Linked DNA regions of Homo sapiens: region 1 is linked to region 2. Evidence: chromatin loops called from intact Hi-C (ENCODE). Cell type or tissue: heart right ventricle. All regions are shown on one strand.

Evidence for each region. Hi-C counts contacts between places; a loop is a spot of excess contacts. Peaks named below come from ENCODE experiments on the same cell type or tissue, not always from the same donor. Only the 100,000 strongest peaks of a DNase experiment are listed, where the experiment ranks them.
Region 1: a loop joins it to region 2, with 2.9 times the contacts of the local background. A loop is called at or near these places in 7 of 110 quality-filtered maps.

Annotation. Positions count from the first base shown.
Region 1 is chr11:12,482,527-12,490,526 of GRCh38, reverse strand. The region is part of intron 4 of PARVA (parvin alpha); the gene reads right to left. Among named protein-coding and RNA genes, the nearest start is that of PARVA, 110 kb to the right of the region's middle. In heart right ventricle, a CTCF peak has its summit at 4,992; no DNase peak of the experiment used is centred here; H3K27ac peaks cover 1,926 bases.
Region 2 is chr11:12,890,082-12,898,081 of GRCh38, reverse strand. All of the region lies in intron 9 of TEAD1 (TEA domain transcription factor 1), which reads right to left. Among named protein-coding and RNA genes, the nearest start is that of TEAD1-AS1, 29 kb to the left of the region's middle. In heart right ventricle, CTCF peaks have their summits at 3,616 and 3,825 (motif pointing right); DNase peaks (open chromatin) are centred at 521 and 3,821; H3K27ac peaks cover 4,112 bases.

The DNA of each region.
Region 1 (8,000 bases), 410 kb after region 2:
TTTTTTTTTTGAGACATAGTCTTACTCTATCACCCAGGCTGGAGTGCAGTGGCTCGATCTCTGCTCACTGCAACCTCCACCTCAAGTGATTCTCCTGCCTCAGCCTCCCAAGTAGCTGAGATTACAGGTGTGCGCCACTATTGCCTGGCTAATTTTTGTATTTTTAGTAGAAATGGGGTTTCACCATGTTGATCAGGCTAGTCTTGAACTCCTGAGCTCAGGTGATCCATTCGCCTCAGCCTCCCAAAGTGCTGGGATTACAGGCGTGAGTCACTGAGCCCCGCCTCTCCTAACTTTTTTTTTTTTTTTTTGAGACTGAGTCTCACTCTGTCACCCAGGCTGGAGTGCAGTGGCACGATCTCGGCTCACGGCAAGCTCTGCTTCCCTGGTTCACGCCATTCTCCTGCCTCAGCCTCCCGAGTAGCTGGGACTACAGGTGCCCACCACCACACCCGGCTAATTTTTTGTATTTTTCATAGAGACGGGGTTTCACCATGTTAGCCAGGATGGTCTCGATCTCCTGACCTTGTGATCCATCTGCCTTGGCCTCCCAAAATGCTGGGATTATAGGCGTGAGCCACTGCACCTGGCTGCCTCTCCTAACTTTTTAAAGCCGCCTCTCCTAACAGTTTTTTTGGCTGTGTATGAACTTATAAGTTGATCATTTTTGTCAGCACTTTAAAGACATCAAAGTATTTTGATATCTTCAGTATTAATATCTTTTGGCTTTTTTTGTTCCTTGTGAAAGACAGCTTTCAGTCTGTTGTTCCTTTATAAATAATTGATTTTTTCCTCTATGCTTTTAATCATTTGTCTTCAGTGTTCTTAGGTTTCACTGTAAAATGTGTAGGTGTAGATTTGTCACTACTTATACTATTTGGGATTCACTGAGCTCCCTGAATCTGAGGATTCATGTCTTTCATCAATTCTAGAAAATTCTCATTCATTATGTTTTCTTTAAATATTTACTATACTCCATTTTCTTTTCTTCTAGAATTCCAGTTAGCTATGTATGTTGCATCTACTTAGACTAACCTCTATGTTTTCAAATTCTCTTTCTCGTTTTCTATTCTGTTGTCTTTCTATACTGGATTCTGGGTAATTTCTCTAGTGCTGTCTTCTGGTTCATTAATTCCTTCTTTAGCTGTGTCTAATCCATTGAGGTTTCTAGTTTCATTATTATTCACACTTTTTCATTTCTAGAAGTTCTATTTGGTTGTTTTTCATATCTACCTTCCAGTCTTAATAGTTTCTTGTTCTTTTATCATTTTTAAGTCTTTAAAAACATTTATTTTGACATATTAAACATACTCATTTTATATTCTATAACTGAACACTTTTTTTCTTTTTCTTTTTTTTTTTTAAATAGAGGTGGGGTCTCACCATATTGCCCATGCTAGTCTCGAACTCCTGGGCTCAAGCAATCCTCCCACCTTGGCTTCCCAAAGTGCTGGGGCTACAGGTATGAGCCACCATACCCAGTCTATAGCTCAACAGTTTCTAATATTTATAGTATTTGTGGGATGAATCTACAGATTATTGTTTCTGTTGACAGTGCTCATGGTGGCTTACGCTCATGTCTTTGGTGATTTCTAATTTTGAGGTCATATTCCTTGGAATTTTAACTCTGGGAGTTCTTTGTGGTCTGAGTTTAGAGTTCCTTCCTCTTTAAAAGAAGGACATATGTTTGCTTCTGTCTTGGGGCACTAGTGACCTGGGACAACTTGTAACTAAAATTTCAATTTAGATTTTTTAAAGTCACATAAGTACTGTGAATCCTAGCCTTAAATCTGTGTGAGTATAGACTTTTGATGAGGAGTTATCTGAAGCAGACTTCTTTTTAATTGTTCTGTTCACATCCAAGGCTAAGATAATTTATCCTTATTGCCTCTTTCTGTGGGACAAATTTTGTACTCATTGAAAGAGTTGCCCTTTCAAGACCATGGCTCTATTCAGGGGGCTCGAATCCAACCCTCTTTCTTGCTCAGACTCTACCCAAGATTTGTCTCCTGACCCTGTATGTGTGACCCTTTAAACTTCAGGCTATAGGCCATTAGGAATGATAGGTTATTAGGAATTAGCACTTATCCCACTAGATTTATACTTCCTTCTTGTTCTTGGAATCAGAAGAATTTCCTTCCTTTTCACACCAGTTTAGCCATCCCATACAAAAATATGTTCTTGAAGGCTTATCCAGATTTTTAAAGCATGAGGTACCAATAAGATTTATCTGAACATCTAGTCATCAGCCATAATGCTAAAAATGAAAATCTATTTTCTTATCATATTAATTAGGACCTCTGAAACACTTATAATAGTTGTAACAGCCATTATTTCTCATTTGTCCCTAATACCACATCTCTGATATTTCACTATTTAATATGTTCAGTTAGGTTTTATTTAGTGGTCTTTATCATATTTAAGTAGTTTCCTCTTTCTATTTTACTTGAAATGACTGTTCAAATATGTATCAAATGTTATTTGATATCTACTGATGGGTTAATTCAGTTTTGCTCCTGAAATTTACATATGCACTCAACCAATTTCAATAAGACTGATAATATACAAACAGAGAAAATTCAAGCTGTGAAAACTGTCTCCTTTCCATGGCAGTCCCAAGTTCCCTAGTCCCATTCATAGAGACAGTTTATTATGACTATTACGAGAAATATTCTATGCATACAAACATTGTATGTGTCCCTTGACACACACACACACAGTCGTTCTCTACCATGCCTTTTTCTATGTAGTAAGACATTTTAGAGAGCTTCTCTATTATTTATAAAGAATAATAATAAAAAACTTTCATCTAACTTTTGAGTTTGAGATGAGAAAATAACTCTTTCAGTTTAAGAATAGCAGCATATATCAACAATCCTAAAATCAGATTATAGGAGGAGGATCTTCAAGCAGGGCTATTCAGCAGAACTATCTGGTATGATGGCAATGTTCATTTTTTTAATTGTCCAACGTGGTAGCTACTAGCTACATTTGGCTATTGAGCACTTGATATCTAGCTGGTGTAACTGAGAAAATGAATGTTCCATTTTAATTGCTTTTAACAGCTGCATATGGCTATTGGTTGCTGAATTGAATAGCTCAGCCATAGAGGTTTTTAAAGCCACCTTCCTGACTTTACAGGAGAGTGATCGGAGTAACAGAGGTATGTTTTAGTGGTGAAACCAAGATTGGAACTGAGATCTCCTGTTTCTTCATTCCTGCTTCAATTTTAGCATAGCTGCCACTTCAGCCCAGCATTTTAGGGCATAGAAAAGTGACTCTCAAAGTAAACAAGATCAAACTCTTCAAGATGCATCTCCTCCTGGGGTTCATGGAGTCATACCTGTTCAACATCCACCACATAGAATCAGCCTGGTTTACTCTAGCTACTCTCCCTACATCTCTAGGTCCTCTTCAAGCTTTTCCCCATCCAAACTGACACTCCTCTATTTGACACTATCCTTTTCTCATGAGGAGATGCTCTGCTGGAGTTCCTTCCACTCTCTCTGAGCATCTCCCATACTGCTCCTATGTTATTTCCTAAAGCCCCATTTCTGACTGTGTTGTTTTGCTCATAAGGCACCACTAGTTGCCGCTACCAAAACAATACAGTCTAAAACTCTTAGTTCATGGTCCTCTAATGTGAGCTTCATCTTCTTCCTTTATTTTATTTATTGTTTTGAGACAGAGTCTCACTTTGTCTTCCAGGCTGGAGTGCAGTGGTACGATCTCAGCTCACTGCAACCTCTGCCTCCTGGGCTCAAGTGATCCTCCTGCCTCAGTCTCCTGAGAAGCTGGGATTACAGGCGCCCACCACCATGCCCCACTAATTTTTGTATTTTTAGTAGAAATGAGGTTTTATCATGTTGGTCAGGCTGGTCTTGAATTCCTGGCCTCAAGTGATCTGCCTGCCTCGGCCTCCTAAAGTGCTGGGATTACAGGCATGAGCCACCGCACCCAGCTTTATTTTATTTTATTTTTATTTTTATTTTTGAGACAGAGTTTCGCTCTTGTTGTGCACGCTGGAGTACAGTGATGTGATCTCGGCTCACTGCAACCTCCGCCTGCCGAGTTCAAGCGATTCTCCTGCCTCAGCCTCCCAAGTAGCTGGGATTACAGGTATGTGCCACCATGCCTGGCTAATTTTGTATTTTTAGTAGAAACAAAGTTTCTCCATGTTGGTCAGGCTGGTCTCGAACTCCCGACCTCAGGTGATCCACCCACCTCGGCCTCCCAAAGTGCTGAGATTACAGGTGTGAGCCACGGCGCCCAGCCCTTTATTTTAAATAGACTTTTCATTTTAGAATGGTTTTTAGATTTATAGAAAAGTTACAAACAGTACAGACAATTCCTATGCACTCCGAACTCAGTTTCCCCTCCTATTGTTAACAGCTCACATTACTATCGTACATATGTCACAGCTATTTATGTATGGCATTAGTACATGACTGTTAACTCTATATCTTATCTGGATTCACTAGGTTTTTTCTAATGCCCTTTTTCTGTTTCAGGAAACGGTCTAGGATACCACTTCTTTTCTTCATGTCTCCTTAGCGTCCTCTGTTCTGTGATGGTTTTTCACACTTGCATTGTTTTTACCATGACCTTGACAGTTTTGAGAAGTGATGGTCAGGACTGCTTGATTTTTCCTATATTTTTCTCATGGGTAGGCTGGGGAGGAAGACCACAGAAGTGAAGTACCCTTTCATTACACCCTCCCCCTACCCTGTCCCCACTTCCACACTCTAACCATGGGAAGCCTGTCACTAAATTCAGCCACTCAAGGATTGTGGAATTAATTGCCACCTTTTTTGAAGGGGTTATATCTACACAAAGTATTTGAAATTCTATAAGGCAGAGTTGTCTTTTTGTTCCCATTTGCTTATTTGTTCAGTTATTTATATCAGTATCAATTTAAGGGTATTTAGACTTTGGGTTATAATCCAATACTGCTATTATTAATTTTTCCCCCAAATAATTCCAGCTTTGGCCACTGGGAGCTCCCTCAGGTTGGTTTTGGACATTTTCAATGTGTGGCCCTGTATATATATTTTTTCTTAGCACTTCTTTTTGGTACTGCAAGATGCTCTAGGCTCATCTACATTCCCTGCCCCAGGTCTAAAATTAGCCATTTCTCCAAGAAGTCCTGGTTTCTCCTGTTGGAAATGGTGCTAAAAACCACGACCTGGGAGCTGGGTCTCATTTTCTTTGTTAGCCTCATATCCCAGTCACCCAACCCTGATGGTCATCTACCCACTGGCTCCTGGACTCTACAGCATTTTCCCTCCATTAGCACCAAAATTAACAGAGGCTTCCTGGAAACTCTTTTGTTGTCTTGGCTAAAGTGCCCTTTCTCCTTCCTCATATGGTTGAGAATCTTTTTCTGTAAGGCCCCATTCAAAATGCCCCCTCTGGCTGGGTGAGGTGGCTCACGCCTTTAATCCCACCACTTTGGGAGGCCAAGGTGGGTGAATCATTTGAGCCCAGTAGTTTAAGACCAGCTTGGGCAACATGGTGAAATTCCATCTCTACAAAACACACAAAAATTAGTTGGGTGTGGTGGCACACACCTGTGATCCCAGCTACCTGGGAGGCTGAGATGGGAAGATCTCCTGAGCCCAGGGAGGTCAAGGCTGCAGTGAGCTATGATTGTGCCACTGCACTCCAGCCTAGGCAATAGAGTGAGGCCCTATCTCAAAAAAAAAAAAAAAAAAAAAAGTCAACAAAAATCAAACACCAAAATACCCCCTCTTTCCTGAAACCTTTCCCAAACTCCTACTTGATCTCTTACAGACCTGTATACTACCAGGCTGTGAGTTTCCACAAGACAGCATATGACACATTTACTTTTATATTCCTGAACTCAGCAGTTAGCATATAGCACACCAAATGGTTTTTGCCTAGTGGATATTATTATCTGACTGATTAAGATCAGTGTAAAATGCACTCTTTAGGGTCTATCAGGGAAAAAGAAAACCACACACACACACACACACACACACACACACACACACACACACACCAAAACAAAACCACCCTCCTGCAGAACTTTACTGCCACAGGGAAACTTTTGGTCTCAAGCCTGAAGAATGATATCCTGTTTCAGTCACATGTTACTGTGAAAACCAGAAAGAAGAGCCCTGGAAGCTTATGACTCTCATCTCTGAAAATAGGCCTTTTCTGTTCCCAGCACATGTACATGTTCAAACATAAGGATCAGTCAAATGAAACATACCACAAGGAAATTCACATAGACATCCCAAGCCAGGAAACCTCAATAAGAAGCAGGCAGTGGGCCATGTTCAAATGAAGTGATGAATTATGTTGTATAGGCATCTTCCTGGAATCGCTTATCCCATCTCTCACTCAGTCATGCCTACTGCCTAGGTGTTGTGAATGTAAATATAACCAGGTGACCATGGACATACCTGTATAACTGAGGTATTTGGAAATGTGTCCCAACTTTGGATGATTCTGTGACTTCTTATTGATGCCATGGAGTAAGAGTATATTCTGGGAGACCTAAGGCTCTTTCTTCCATCAATCACCCTGGAAGGGGGTAATCCTGGACAAGAAATGAGGTGACTTTTTGGCTGGGGTAGGAAGGAACTTCCTCCTCATTCTGGGGTTCGGAAACCTCTGCTCTGAGGTTTGGAAAGGGCTAGGGCTGCTCCCATGAGAGGATGAAGTGTATGTCATGAAGAGGCAGGCCAGCGTTGCTGGCAGCTAATATTTTATTGGCAGCAACATCAACAGCGCAGAGAAGTGGCCAGTGTCCCCACAGCGGGGTTGCTGTCTCTGTGGTCTCTCTGGATGACAGCGATGCCCCTTCCCCCAGCTCCTTGGCCCACCTGCATTCATCTGCAGCTACAGACAGCTCCTAGCACACTGATGGCCATCTCTGGCCCCAAGGCTCTCTCCTCTGTCACCACAGGAGCACAGCCTGGAAGTTTTTATTTCCTGCACAGGTCACCCTCAACCACAGGGGGAAAGGAGCCATAGGATAAATGCCCTTGCTACCTTGCACTGGGAAGGGTGATTCTGAGATGTGTTGTTACGTGGTTTCTCAGAGGGCCCAGCTATGAGCCCTGGTTGAAACAGAGCTGCTGTTCTGATTAACATACTCGTGTTTGGCATTTCTCTCTTCCCCTCTTACGTGCCCTACTCAGTTATTTGTACGTTTTAAGGTCACCTTCTATATAAGCTTCCTCCACCCACATCCTTGTCTTGGCGTCTGCTTTTGGGAAAACCTAAACTAAGATCTGCTGCCAGGGCAAGTGGGAAGACCCAGGGAATACAGGCAGCAATGGGGCAGCTGGGTTGGGCAGCTAAGAAAGGACTAGGGAGAGGCTGTTCTGATAGAATCTACCAGAAATGCCTGGGGCCTGTGAGAAGGGTGATTTTCCTGCAAGGAAGGCAGACACTGCTGTGAGCAAGGGGCATGTGGCCACACAGAGGTGAGCCAGGCATGCTATTGCTCCCCATTGAGCTCACAATTGGAGAACACCCAGCCAGTCCTTGCCAGCCAAAGTCACATGGCATCTCAAGGACGCTCACCTGTTCAGGCTTTCACCACAGCAACGAAACATATACAACTCTCTGCCAAGAAGTCCCTGCCTAATATGGTTTGGCTGTGTCCTTGCCCAAATCTCACCTTGAATTGTAATAATCCCCATGTGTCAAGGGTGGGGCCAGGTGGACATAACTGAATCATGGGGTAGTGAATAAGTCTCACGATATCTGATGGTTTTATAAATGGGAGTTCCCCTGCACAAGCTTTTCTGCCTGCCGCCATGTAAGACATGACTTTGTTCTTCATTCGCCTTCAGCCATGATTGCAAGGCCTCACCAGCCATGTGGAACCGTGAGTCAATTAAACCTCTTTCCTTTTTTTTTTTTTTGAGATGGAGACTTGCTCTGTCACCCAGGCTGGAGTGCAATGGTATGATCTTGGCTCACTGCAACCTCTGCCTCCTGGGTTCAAGCGATTCTCCTGCCTC
Region 2 (8,000 bases):
TCAGGTAATCTTTGCCTCATGACGCTGCTGGAGGTGGATTTAATTTAAATCATTTTACAGATGAGGAAATAGAAGCTTAGAGATGAACTGACTTGCCTGAGGTCACACATCCAGGAATAGTCCTGGAGTTAATAAAACTTGGATCTGTCAACACCACAGCCCTTGCGTTTGCTGCAAACATTAATCACACTGTCCCCCAAAAGAAAATGTCTAAGCCTTTCTAACACCGTTAAACCAACGTTTTTTGAAAGTTGATTTGGGAAAGGAACAACAGCAAAAAAACTAAACAGCGTTTTAAAACTTCTATGAAGTTAAATTAGAATTAGTGACAAACATGATTCACAAATGCATCAGATAGAGTCCACAAAGGTTTCTATTTTGAGGAATTTACCTCTGTGTTCAAGGCTGAAATGAATAGAGAAGGGGCAGGCTGTCTTTGCCAAAGGAAACTGGGCACTGTCTCTACAAGGCTGGTGACTTGAAACCAAACTCTGACCATTGGCATCTGAGTGGCTTCACTGCTGCCAAGAGGTGGTGACTCTGTTTCTAAGAATACAAAGTACTACAGAAGGTGCCCTGGAGACCACAGCATTGAAACAAACAGACCACCCTCTCCCCTTCATTCAACCTGGGTAGGTCAGGAATCCCTCTGTCCCCAAATCCAGAAGGCTGAAAGGAAGAAATCTGTATGTTGGGTTCAAGTTTTAATGAAATGAATTCTAAAAACCCTTTGGTGAAGGCTCTATTTCCAGTCTTGCCAGTTCTCCTTATAAGGGAAGTGGGCCAAGGTGGATTATTTATTTGCTTCTCTCCTTCCCAAATAAATCTCGTTTCTTCTCCAGCAGTGGTAGTTTCCCCAAAAGTGAAGGTGGCACATAAAACAAAAAAAGGGCAATTCTATTCTATGGGGCACAAAACAAATACTCATAAGAGAAAACTGGCATTTGGGAAAGAAAACTGGCATTTGGGATCAAGATATGAGCAGAAAAAGGGCGAATGTCAATGACTCACATATGCAAGGCCCAAGACTCGATTTCCTCAATATCCAAAACGGAGGCTAATTTTGACTTCTCCAAAAGAGTCCCCTAGGCACTCAGTAGAGGCACAACTGATTATCAACATCTCAAGGTCAACGATGGAAAAGGTACTCACTCTGCCTGTTTTACAGATTTTAATAGAATGAACCAGCACACCTATCATCCATCATACATGCCAGGCACTGTGCTAGACACCAGGAATCCATGAGCTAACAACAAAGTGCTCATCTTCATAGAACCTACAGAGTGACTGTACAGAGCAAGCTTATTACCTCGATACTTAGAATTCTATCTTTCCCAAATAAATATATGTTCTCATAAATTCCTACAGAGAAGATGGGGATAATAAAGACAGTCAACACCACTTCTACATATCACATGAACTAAATTAGCATTTACCTGCTCTTTTTATAAGAATGACCTTATTCTCCAGCATTAAACATATTGTTCATTAGCAAGGAGAAAATATGTGGAAATCACCTAGAAAACATGAATAAAGTTTCACAAGTCCAAGGCAAAAACCATAATGAACATCAAATTATCCATTACACATGAAAGTAGAATACTCTTTCAGATATTTAAGGTATCAGAAAACTGACCTTCCTTGCAACTTGTTCCCAGGGAGCTATAGGAGGGTATGTTCCTACAAAAGGATGGAATACGTTTTAAAAAGAGATGGGGCCTAACATAGAAGAAAGGTAAAGAAACCAGCCAGGTCAGCAACCAGTCCAGAGTGGATCCGTGGAGCTGAGGACTCCTGGAAGGATGTCACCAAGAGAGCGGACCTGATTTATATCTCACCATCTGGAGAAGAGTATGAGTTCTCCTCGAAACTTTGAGGGTGAATTGGTGTAGCTATGTAAAACTGAACAATTTTTTAAGAAGACAACCATACACCCCAGAAAAAAACGTTTTACAATTAAGGAAATGGTTCCAATATATAACATTAACCACGCTGTGTGCAAAATTTATATGGGTTTGTAAAATTAACTGAATGCTAATTTTTTTTAATGTGATATAAGCACATAGGGTGACTGAAAGGAAGACGGAGGGGGGCATATACTAAATTTAGAGAAAAGCACATAGGGGGACTGAAAGGAAGACGGAGGGGGGCATATACTAAATTTAGAGAACTAAATCGTAGTCTTCTATGTTAAGAAGTCAACAGATGATGCCTAAAATTAATAGAATGAGATATACAATATAAGCATGTTATTTAGAAATGTGGAGGTAAATATATTAATACAAAGAAATGGCTGAAAAGGCTGCAAGCAATGGTCCCCAAAAAGTAGAACTGGAAGGTGAGGAGCCATGAAGGAGCAGAATACTGCTTTTCCTATGGGCCACGTGCTTCAATCTGGCTTATACAATTATTTTATTAAATAAACCACCAATCAAAAACTATCTTGAAAGATTATGGAGTTTTTCTGAGGAAGGGAAAGAACCATAAAAGGAAGCAAAAAACATTACTTCAGGATGTTTACTCTGTGTTAGCCACAAGTTCCTTGGGCTTTAAAGGAGCTCGGGTCAGACTGCAAAGCTTTCCTACAGCTCAAACGCTCAGGACAGCTGGACAGGAGCTGGGACGCTTGTCTGCAGGTAGGGTTCACCAAAAAGATGTTGCACCAGTAAAACCCTACCTGGATCAAGGATGCCACGCAGTACCTGATGCCATCTTAATATGTGGATTTCTATTTTGACTTGGAGAAATGTCCATTTTCTCTTTGTTTTGCTATAATCCCTCCAGTTATTCTTCATAGCAGTTGCAAATAATAATAAAGGTGAATGCAACCCTCGAAAGTCAACCATTCACTTGCAAAGGGCTTCTGAGATACCCGGGGGGGGTTAATAAAGGACTTTCGTCTTCCTTCAAAGCTGCTCTATGGGTCACTTTGTTTCCTGGTCCCTGCTGTTCTTTGCTGCTTAGGGAGCCTGCAGTGAGGAGTGATGAACACCTGGACTGTGGTGTCAGATGGGATCTGGGTTTGAATCTGAGCAGTAGCACCACTTCCTAACTGAGTCATCCAGGGCAAGTGATTATAGCCCTCTCTCTCTGCTGCAGTTTCCACAGCCATAGTGGAAATATGTATACTTAGTAGAACTATAATGCAGGAATAATAATAGTACCTACTGTACTGGAGTGTCAAGAATATTAAATGAGATAATGCAAGGAAAACACATAACACTGTACATAGCACGTAATTTGCTGTTGTTATTACTTTCCGGAAGAATCATGATGTTTCTTTACTTTGGACGAAATAATGTGAAATCAATACGGTCCCTCTGATAACAAAAACCTGGACATACTAAAACTTAAAGCATAAATGAAGACAGGGAAAGTTTCAGACTCATTAAGGCGATTCTGTTCTGATGTTACCATCGGTGCTAGGGTAGTGGCAGTGTGGGGAAGCCTTGTGGGGTCTGGCGTCCGCATTTCCCTCAGGCACACAGTACCCTCTCCAGATACCTGCTTCCTACCTTCCTCTAAGGCATGCAAAGTCTGTTCCCAAAAGTGGAGTGGGGACAGCCTAGGAGGTTGTCCATCACTGTAGATGAAACAAACCACAACAGTACAACTTCCAACAGTGGTCACTGGGGCTTTTTTCTCTTTTTTTTAAAAGGACTGACAATACATTCTAGATGTATTGAATCTAGATGTATTGAACTGATGAAGGCAGTTCAATCTTTGTGGAAAAGGAAGAAAAAGCCCTACAAATCTGCTAGTCCTCAGCATCTGCGAGGTGCCCTCAGACACACCGGGTCCTGCACTGCACCGTCCAACCTGAAGATGGCAGTCTTTTCCTAAATTTGTTCCAAAAATTCTAAGTATTTGAAGAACGTAGTGAAACCTTGAAAAATGACTGCTGTCAAATAATACCAAGAAAAAAATTATAATCCACTTAGGAATTTAAAGAAATCAAGACAAATAACTCATGTCAAGGTATGCTAATGTACAAGCTGGAACAGAACAAGGACAAATCACCTACATTTACTTCTTGTCACGGTCCTGCCTGGAATGTCTGTCCACCTACCCCCCAGGGCAGGCTGGGCAGCCTGCGGTGGCCCCTGGGGGGACAGGGAATGGCTGCGGAGCCAAGCCAAGACAGGTTCCCGCACATTCAGCCCAGGAGCTTGCCTGTGCTCACGGTTCCTGCCCAGGAGAAAGTGAATCTGAAGTGGGTTCTCTCCTCAGCTCACTGTCCAGGGCACCAGCCCTGTTCTGGCCACTTGGCCCTGATATGCCACTTCATCCCATGCCCCTCGTTCTTCCCAGAGAGAAACATCATTGGAAACAAGGAGCAAGTGAATGCCTCCTTCCGGGATCTCACACCGAGATGCATCCTTCCCACCTCCCACTCCCAGCACCATCTCTACAGAGGGGCTGCTGCTTCCTCAGACAGGAGTGTGTCTTCCCCACAGAAGTGCAGCTGAAAGGCCCACCGACTGAGTGAGCAACCAGGAAGGTGCGTGGGGTGCGGACCTGCCAAAGAAAGCAGAGGGGGCCTGACTGGGGCCTCTGTGAAATGTCTATAGAACCCGGATTTCCAGACGCTTTCAGTGGCCTCCTTCCCAAAGGGTAATGAAGAAACAGGGGAAGTGGCCAGAGCATCTTAGAAACACAGTACAATGTCTGCTGCCACAAGAGAGTGTGCCCTGGGCCGGGAGGGGCTCGCAGGTGGCTCGGCAAGGGCTCAGGACTGTGAGGGGCATGGGGGTGCTCCACACTGAGCCATCATCTCCTTCCCCGGGAGACACTCCATCTCCTACGTCCTGCTGGAAGACCAGGCTTGGAAAAACATGAGAAAAACCTGAGAGACATTCAAGGACTAAGCAGAGCCAACCGTTAGATCAGCTGCAGCCTTCCTCCCCAAACCTGGAAGGCCAAATGTACTTTCCGACCACTTATTCCGAAGCATGAGATGGGAACATTAATGACACCTGGGTTAGAATATCTAGGCTCTGCTATTTTTGAGCTGAGTGGCTTGAGGCAAGTTGCTTAACCTTTCTGGGCCCTGGCTTCCTCATCTGAGCAGTGATGAACCCTAGCCTGTCTACAAGGTCAAATGAAACAGTCAATGTGAAAATTCCGCCCAGGCCACACAGAGCTGCACAGATGCTGGTGACCTGGCTTACTGGCATGAGATCACTTCCAAGCCCTGAATTACAGGAGAGAAGGAGCCTCTTTTCTGAAGGACCAGGAACCAGATTTGTTCAAACAGCCATTCTCCACCCCAAGATGGAGCAACTGCCTCAGCAGCCACTATAAAACTAGGAAGCTCCTCCAGAGACACCGGTGCCCTTCTCTGTCCTGCCCAGGATAAAGGCAAGAACCCTCCTGGCAATCGGGAATTAAAACCTTACTGCTGCTGCTTCTTTTTTATTTTTGTTTATTTATTTTTTTGAGACAGAGTCTCCTCTGTTGCCCAGGCTGGAGAGCAATGGCGCGATCTCAGCTCACTGCAACCTCTGCTTCCCAGGTTCAAGCAAATCTCCTGCCTCAGCCTCCCGAGTAGCTGGGATTACAGGCACCCACCATCATGCCCAGCTAATTTTTGTATTTTTGTAGAAGCGGGGGATTCACCATGTTGGCCAGGCTGGTCTTGAATGCCTGACCTCAGGTGACCCACACGCCTTGCTTGGCCTCCCAAAGTGCTGGGTTTACAGGCATGAACCACTGCGCCCGGCTGAAACCTTGCTTTTTATCTTGTGTCTCCAACCTAATCCCCCATGCACAGCCATCCCCCTCTTCTTTCTTCCACAGGCCTCATTAATGTCATATTTCCTTAGAGCTGTCCTGGTCACATTTTCCAAACCAAGAAAGGATCTGTGTTCTGACAACGGAATTTTAGTTGATCTGTAAATTTAGGCCATTGAAAGAAGTATAAAAATGTGAAATTAAATCATCCTTGGGCCCACGTTTGACCAACTGCCTTTACGAGAAAGAATCATGTTATCTGCAGGATATATTTACAGACCTTCCATGCGGGCTCAACCACAGGCCTGCCAGTCCCCCAGAGGGGAGACCTTGGGCTCCCTCTGACTATGAAGACTGCTAACTCCCACATCCACGTCCAGGAGGTCCAGCCCCTTGGAATAAAGATAAGGGCCAGAACACCAGGCAGCAAAACTCCCTTCCTTCTGGCTGAGGGGCTGCCATCACCAAGCCCAGGTGACCCTTCAGGAACTCTCTCCTGTCCTGGAGCCCAAATCAAATGTCCATCTGTGAATGGAGAACAATCCCTGCCCTTCCCATTTTCCCAGATAGTGGGGTAAGTGTCATTTTCTCATACACTGTGAAATTCAGACAAAGTTCAAATAGTCAACCCTGCCATCTATTAGCCAGGTCCCAGATGAAGTTACTTAAACTCTCTGAGCTTTCCTGTCTCTAATAGGTATTTCAACAAGCTTATTTTGAGAATGAAAGGCAAAAGCATTATCATCAAGTCAGTTCTTAGCAATCCTGCTTCCTCCTCTGTTCCAGGACTCTTCAAATCTTATCAGCATCCTTGGTCTCCAACACCCAGTCATTACCATTTATCCTCCTCTTCTCACAGCTCATTAATCCACAAGGCTTTTTAATTTTATCTCCATAACATCTCTCCCCTCTGCCATTTCCTCAGCCATGGCCCCTGCCCTGGTTTGGTCCTCATCAGCCACCAGCTGGCCAACAGTATAGTTTCCTCCAGCCCCTGCTCTCACCTGATGCAGCCATCGTGTTCCTGAAGCACAAATTAGATCACATCCTCTCTTTAAAAAGCAGGGTGGGGTGGGAGAATACATATTCATATTAGATTGTATATGCACTAAAATCACTACAAAGCCTCATAAGAGAATAGTAGCAGTGGCTACCTACTTAAGGGTAGGATAGGAATGAGAAGGAAGGGACATCTCCCTTCCATTCTCTTATGCTTGGAGATTTTTTGACCACATTAATTTACTACCTTTATGAAAAGTTTAATTGATTTTAAAAACTAATTGAGGCCGTGCATGGTGGTTCACATCTGTAATCCCAGCACTTTGGGAGGCTGAGGCAGGCAAATCATTTGAGGTCAGGAGTTTGAGACCAGCCTGGCCAACATGACAAAACCTTGTCTCTACTAAAAATACAAAAATTAGCCAGGCATGATGGTACATGCCTGTAATCCCAGCTATGTGGGAGGCTGAGGCAGGGGAATTGCTTGAACCCAGGAGGTGGAGGTTGCAGTGAGCCAAGGTTGTGCCACTGTACTCCAGCCTGGGCGACGAAGCAAAACTCCATCTCAAAAGTAATTGAAAAATATTCTGACTCCTGTTAGAATTTCAGTAGAGTCCAAAGCACTTAGTGAGCACATTCTCGCAAGCTTGATCCCTGTCCAGAGCTCTGGCTCAATTTCCTTTCACATTACTGTAAGACATTCAGGTTCAGAAGCATTTGTGGAGTGCTCAGTATGTTCAGGGATATTACTAAATGTAATCATCACAGTAAGCATGGCAGCGATCCTGTTATGTCCACTTAAGACAGACTGGAAACTGAGGCTGAGCTGCGGTAATCTGCCCCAAATCTCAAACAGCTGCTAAGAATTCTAGTATCAGTCACCTCTTTGCTGCCACTAGAGCATGATGAAAGATAGGCTCTAAAGCAGCGGTCCCCTTTTTGGCACCAGAGACTGATTTTGTGGAAGACAATTTTCCATGGGTTGGAATAGGAACTCAGAGGAAACCCAGAGTAACCATCTACCCAATGTGGAAGGCCCTCAGAGGTCTGGCCTTGCTTGGGGAGCTCCTACTTTGCAGGCAGCTGTTTTTAACTTTTGAACTTTGTCTTTATTTCTTCAAAAGTACAGTGACATGGTTAAGAATACAGAGTGGTGGTAAACTTTGGCACAGTCACCGTTTTTGGAGGTAGAGCTTGATAACTTTATTTAACGTTTCTGAGCCACGGTTCCTTTATGTACAGACTGGACATAATGCTCAGCATACTAA